Regions from separate parts of the Homo sapiens genome. Here region 1 is linked to region 2. A link is a loop called in an ENCODE intact Hi-C map of the cell type or tissue named here. Cell type or tissue: Caco-2. All regions are shown on one strand. Each heading gives the region's core, and the rest is flanking DNA. Links, peaks and the distances in the headings are about the cores only.

Region 1 (2,918 bases), core at 198-2,697, 65 kb after region 2:
TAGCTGGGTGCCTGTGTTCCTACTTACTCAGGAGGCTGAGGCGGGAGGATCACTTGAGCCTGGGAGGTCGAGGCTGCAGTGAGCCATGATGGTGCCATTGCACTCCAGCCTGGGTAACAGAGTGAGACCTTGTCTCTAAACAAACAAACAAACAAACAAACAAACTGGTGAGAAGTTATTTACTTCCCAGTGGTCTCCTCTTACTATTCAGAAGTACACCCTAGGGTGCTTTCACACAGGAAGCTTCACTTCCCTCTTTATTCTGCATTCTGTTTGAAATATATTATTTATAAACATTTTGACATTTATGCCATTGTTAAATTATATTGGTAGTAAAAAATGAGGCTTATTTGTTGAGAAATTCTTGACAAGCTTCTAGAATTGTTGGAAAAATGAAGACATTTTCCTCTTAATTTGCTGTATGACACTATTACTAACATAATTTTGAATCTTAGAAAAGCAAAAACTTTAAGGGACCTCTTTTCTCTCTATCTTTGCTGCTCTCTTTTTCTGTAAAACAATGATAGTAATATCTGACATTTTTTGAGCTCATCCACTTGCTTTATATTAATTTATTTAATCCTCACAACCAAATAAGGTAGAAACTTGGTTTTCTCCCATTTTGTATATGAGAGCATTGAGGCTTGGAGAAGTTACTTGCCCAAAGTCACATAGCTTAGTAAGTTGCAGAGCCAGGATTCAAACTTAGACAGTTTTGCTTGAATCGCATGATCTCTAAATTCACGTCTGGCTTTAATTTTCTGTGATTTTGAACAAAATTCTTCAACTAGTGAGTAGTAGGAATTACATAATTACCTGTGTCTAACTTTCTAGCAATACTTTTGTGTCTGAGGTAGCTCTGGGAACACTTACTCAGGGAGGGGATGCTCTCTTCTTCCCTCAGTATTATAGCAGTGGCCAGCTTCCACTGAAGGTGACATTTTAATTTGTAAACCTTTAGGATGGCACCGTTAGCCAGTGCCATTGCACAGATACAGAGAAAAAATTAGAGATTCTCCCACAGCATCATTTTATCTACTTGGTTTTGTTTGAGGAGGAAATCTAGATATAAACATGTAAGAATGGAAAGAGAGCATAGAAACAATTTTGTTCCACCCCTTCACTTTTCATAGGGTTGGGGGACTCCACTCAGGTTGCAACTAGCAGTTGCAGACTGAACTGTAATCCTAGATTACCTAATTGTAATCTAGTACTGCTGAAACCACACACTGCCTCCCTTTATGGACTTTTCATTTTTAATTAAGTTACCGGCCTATTTAGAAAGATTGTGGATATTACAGCTACTTAAATTTGTTTCAAATTGTTGTTTACTTCCAGTCTACCTTTGTGTGTTTTATCTGTGGAATTGATTGTGAAGTCTTTTCAGCACAATGCTGCCACTCCCTGGTTATTGCATAGTACTGCATTGGGGAATCCAATAGTTCCTTCACTGCCATTGTAAAGTATAATATTAGGAGTCATACATCTAGGTACAAATAAACCAAAGCAGTTAATTTATTTGTGTGTGTAATCAGTAGGTATTCCTACACCATAAGATAACATAGATATTGTACTTCAGAAGATCACCAGTATCCCTGGCTTGGTTCTGAAAGATAGACATTGTACAAATTTGAGTTACTGTATCTAAAAGGTATTTCTGTTGCCCTTCAGGTTTTCAGATGTCTTAAATGTGTTGCAGAAATACATAGATGGTAGATTTTAAAAGATTGTTGTTAGGAGTGCTAGTAGATCTGGACTCCTGTATGCTCAGTGAAGTAATACATTTCTGTGAGCACTGAAGCATGTATTAGTAGCTCAGTGACTAGAGATCACTATCATCCCTTGTAGGAAACCAAGTTCTGGTGAAGAAGTAACTCCCACACTTCTCGGCACAGTTCTTCAGATTTTTCTGTGAACTATTGGTTACAATCACCTACCAATAGAGGAAACAATATTCATTGAGCACCTACTCAGTTCTAGATGCTTTCTGTCTTTTCTATTCTTTCAGTAATTATTTTAGGTAGATTTCAGTATCTCCTTTTTACAGAAAAGGGGAGATTGGGAGAATCTCGGTAATGTGCCCCAAGTCACATACATGGGAAGTCATGGAATTGAGATTGGAGGGGGCCACAGGCCTTCCCATCTTCTTTCCAGTAGGCCATCTTCCCTACCCTGTAGTGCTCGAACCAGGTTTTATTTTTGCCATTCTGATTTTGTTTTCCTTAAAAAACAAAACAAAATGAATTACTAGACCAGTGATTTCTCAACTAGGGACAATTTTGTCCCCACAGGGGAGATTTAGCAATGTTTAGAGACAGTTTTGGTTGTCAGAACTGGACGATGGGTGCTACTGGCAATTAGTGGTTAGAAGCCGGGGATGTCATAAGCATCTAACAGTGCACAGGCAGATCCCCACAACAAAGAATCCTCTGGCCCAAATGTCAGTAGTGCTGAGGTTGAGCAAGTCCTTATTATAGACAGCGTATTTTAACTGAATGCATCCCCAAGCACTGCCAAACAGGTGCTGCTTCTTCCCCTGGTTTATATATATTTTTTCTATAATGAGTAATCTTATCCTGGTCCTGCTTTTTATTATCCTGCCGAGGGAAGAAACTAAGTTTTCTTGGAGACAAAATATAATTTTTCCTCTACCCCTCTTAAGTTCTTGGCTAAATAATCCTTGTGCCAGAGAGCATATTTTGAGGTGGTATATCCTGATCTCCTACACTTTCTAGCTGCTCTCCCATGTCCTGGCGATTTGTCCCTTGCTGCCTGTGTATTTGGTCAGCAATAGAGTTAGAAAACTCCAGTTGTCCTGTAAGCTCACTAAAGGCCAGACAGAGTCAGGACTCAGGTTCTTCTCCATATTTCCCCAGAATGGCTTCGTTGATGCATGCAGATGGACTGTGGGGTCTGGA
Region 2 (2,918 bases), core at 318-2,817:
TCTGATATGAATTCATAGCTTTGGATCAGTTTGAGTTGCCATGGTCGTTTTTTAAACAAAAAGAGGTGGCTTTTAATCTAAGGAAAAGTAACAGTGGTCATTCCGTATGTCCGGTTGAGGATCTCTCTCATGCTTATCCCTCATGGCAGCATTTCTCAGGCCAGGTGTGTGAGGCAGCTCCAGTACAACTGCTGAGAAGTGTTTAGGCAAACAGATGTGCTTGGCTGCTCTTGACATACCGGCATGTTCCTTTCCTTCCTTCTCTAACAGAGCTATATCCTAGTGTATTTACAGGCACTTTTCTTGAATGTAACTTTGCAGCGGGAAATGAAAGAACATAGGTTCTTTTTCCTTTTTCTGGAAAGCTTTTTTGTATGTAAGTTAGCTTTATATCTCACAGTAAGATGGTGTGTAGTAATGATCCTATGGATTATTTAAAGTATATATAAATAAAGCTTTTCTTTGTGTAAAAAGAAAAACATGCGTAGTCTTTGCTTTCCAAGTGTCTCCCATTTATTTCAGGTTTTTTTTTTTTTTTGAGACAGTTTCACTGTCACCCAGGCTGGAGTGCAGTGGCGTGATCTCGGCTCACTGCTATCTCCGCCTCCTGGGTTCAAGCAATCCTCCTGCCTCTAAGTCCTGAGTAGCTGGGATTACAGGTGTGTGCCACCACACCCAGCTAATTTTTGTATTTTTAGTGTAGTTGGGGTTTCACCATGTTGGTCAGGCTGGTCTTGAACTGACCTCAGGTGATCCACCTGACTTGGCCTTATTTTTTATTTTTTATTTTTTTTAACCCCCACACTAATGGCAGACATTAGTCCTTGGTGAGTACGGGGAAGGTAGAATTGAGTACATTTCTCTGAGCCTACAAGATTGATAGTAATTGTTAGTGGACAGTGCAGACCACCTTACTGCCAAATAACTTGACAAGGAATGTAAATTGTTAATGTTATGTAAAAGAAGGGAGGTGTTGCCATTTAGTTACAGAGGAGCCATGAGGAGTTACTCCATATGGAACTGATAACTAATTCTAAGGTTGGTGTGATCAGGGGCTAGTAGAAGGAGAGAAGAAGAGTTTTGCAGACTGGGAGCAGAGTTGGGGTTTCTTGTAGTGAATGCAGCCTAGGGGAAGATGGGGTGTGGAGTGAGACCAGACCATTGAATGCAGTAAGTTTGTCACTTGAGCCTTAAGAAGGTAGAAGCAATTAATTAGAAAGGGACCTATTAGTTCTGAAGCCAGTGAGTAGTAGCTGTAAGAGTTAAAGAATGAGGAAAGAAATGCGAAAAGTGGCTTAACAGTCAAAGACAGGCTCATTTTGGAGAATAAACCGGAGAGGGGCTTCTGGCTGATTTTGGTCAGGAGCACTGTCTATTACAGACCAAGAGTATTACTTAAGGATTTAGGGCAGGAGAGCTTATCACAGGCTTGGAATGTTTCTGTGTGGAGGAGAAGTTTATTGTGGGGTTGGAATGTTTTGGGGCTGACATCTCTCCAGCCAGAGGGGACGTTATCTCTGGGCTGGCATGTCTGTGGTCAGAGAGGGGTTTATCTTAGGATTGGAATGTTTGTGGTTGGAGATGTCATTTGTGGTTTATGGTCATGATGTCATTAGCCATTAGGCTGATGCCCTTTGGGTTGGATTTAGGCAGTTTTTGATCAAGGGGAACTTGAAAATGGTGGTGCTTGTCCAAGATGGTGATGCTCCTGCTCTGTCAGTAGCTAGGCTATGATGGTGTTAATGTCATGAAATGTGGTATGTAGGAAGCAACAGAAAGGAGAGGGCATGTTGAGTTGAGTAAGGTGAGTAAATAATTGATAACTAGAGATCTGAAATGCTGGCAGTGGGTATAACAGGGACTGAAACACAGGAAACTAAGAACTTTGGGTTGTTCCAAAATTGTGTAATTTGGAGCTACAGTTTTTATCTAGGGAATTGAGTTTCTTCTGTTTTTACTTGAATACCAAGGTAGGAGTATGAAAGAATGATCTACTGTGGTGGGAAGAATTCTCTTGCTTGTCCCTTAAGATGATTAGCATGTTAAGTTGATGTTGCCTGAATGCTGAAGCACAGTTATTTAGCATCTGGGACCTTGGAACAAGATAGGGAAAGCTTAGTCAACAGTTCATTCCTGAGCTACTGTTTTACGTGGATTCAGGGATTAAATCTCTGTTGAGTCCATCTTTGAGTAGAGAAATCAGTTGGGGAATTCTGAATGCCTAAATAGTTGGCATTGAGATTTCTTCTTTTTCTAGAGTGCCTTTTGGGTAGGTACAAAGATCCTGATGTTCTGCAGAAAGTTTCTTGGAATGTACTCATTTGTGAGGACTTTCTTCCTGATCATCTTAGTTGGTCTGTTGGGGTTTGTGATGACTCCCAATTGCTACTTCTGTGCTTTTTCTTCGCTCTCAACACATAAGACAAATGAGACAATAGAGGAAGTTGCCAGTGTTGTCAAGCATCTGAATTATTGTAAGATACACTCATTCTGAAGGGTCCAGAGGAAGTATAAAATGAATGGCATTATGGGCTGGCCATGGTGGTTTATGCATGTAATCACAGCACTTTGGGAGGCCGAGGCAGGGGGATAGCTTCAGCCCAAGAGTTTGAGACTAGCCTGGGCAACATAGTGAGGCCCTGTCTATGCAAAATGAATGAATGAATGAGGCATTGTGGTCACTATTCCTAGATTTCATTGACTGTGCCTTTACTTTTCAGTAAATAATACGTAGACTTTCCTGACCTAAGCTTTATGATGATCTTAGGTTGTGATATGGGGGTAGGAGGAGGTTAACTCTCTCTATAGCCACTGCTTTCCTTAAAATCATTGCTTTTTATTTAAGTGTCTTAACATGGCATTTTAAAAAGCAACCTTGGCCAAGCGTGGTGGCTCATGCCTGTAATCCTGACACTTCG

Evidence for each region. A loop is a pair of places that touch in the nucleus more often than their neighbours do. Peaks named below come from ENCODE experiments on the same cell type or tissue, not always from the same donor. Only the 100,000 strongest peaks of a DNase experiment are listed, where the experiment ranks them.
Region 1: it touches region 2 in a loop (2.7-fold over the local background); 2 of 110 quality-filtered maps call a loop at or near these places.

Annotation. Positions count from the first base shown.
Region 1 is chr1:8,559,725-8,562,642 of GRCh38, reverse strand. All of the region lies in intron 4 of RERE (arginine-glutamic acid dipeptide repeats), which reads left to right. Among named protein-coding and RNA genes, the nearest start is that of SNORD128, 66 kb to the right of the region's middle. In Caco-2, for the core only: a CTCF peak has its summit at 1,418; no DNase peak of the experiment used is centred there.
Region 2 is chr1:8,625,218-8,628,135 of GRCh38, reverse strand. All of the region lies in intron 2 of RERE (arginine-glutamic acid dipeptide repeats), which reads left to right. Among named protein-coding and RNA genes, the nearest start is that of SNORD128, 130 kb to the right of the region's middle. In Caco-2, for the core only: no CTCF peak of the experiment used is centred there; a DNase peak (open chromatin) is centred at 1,505.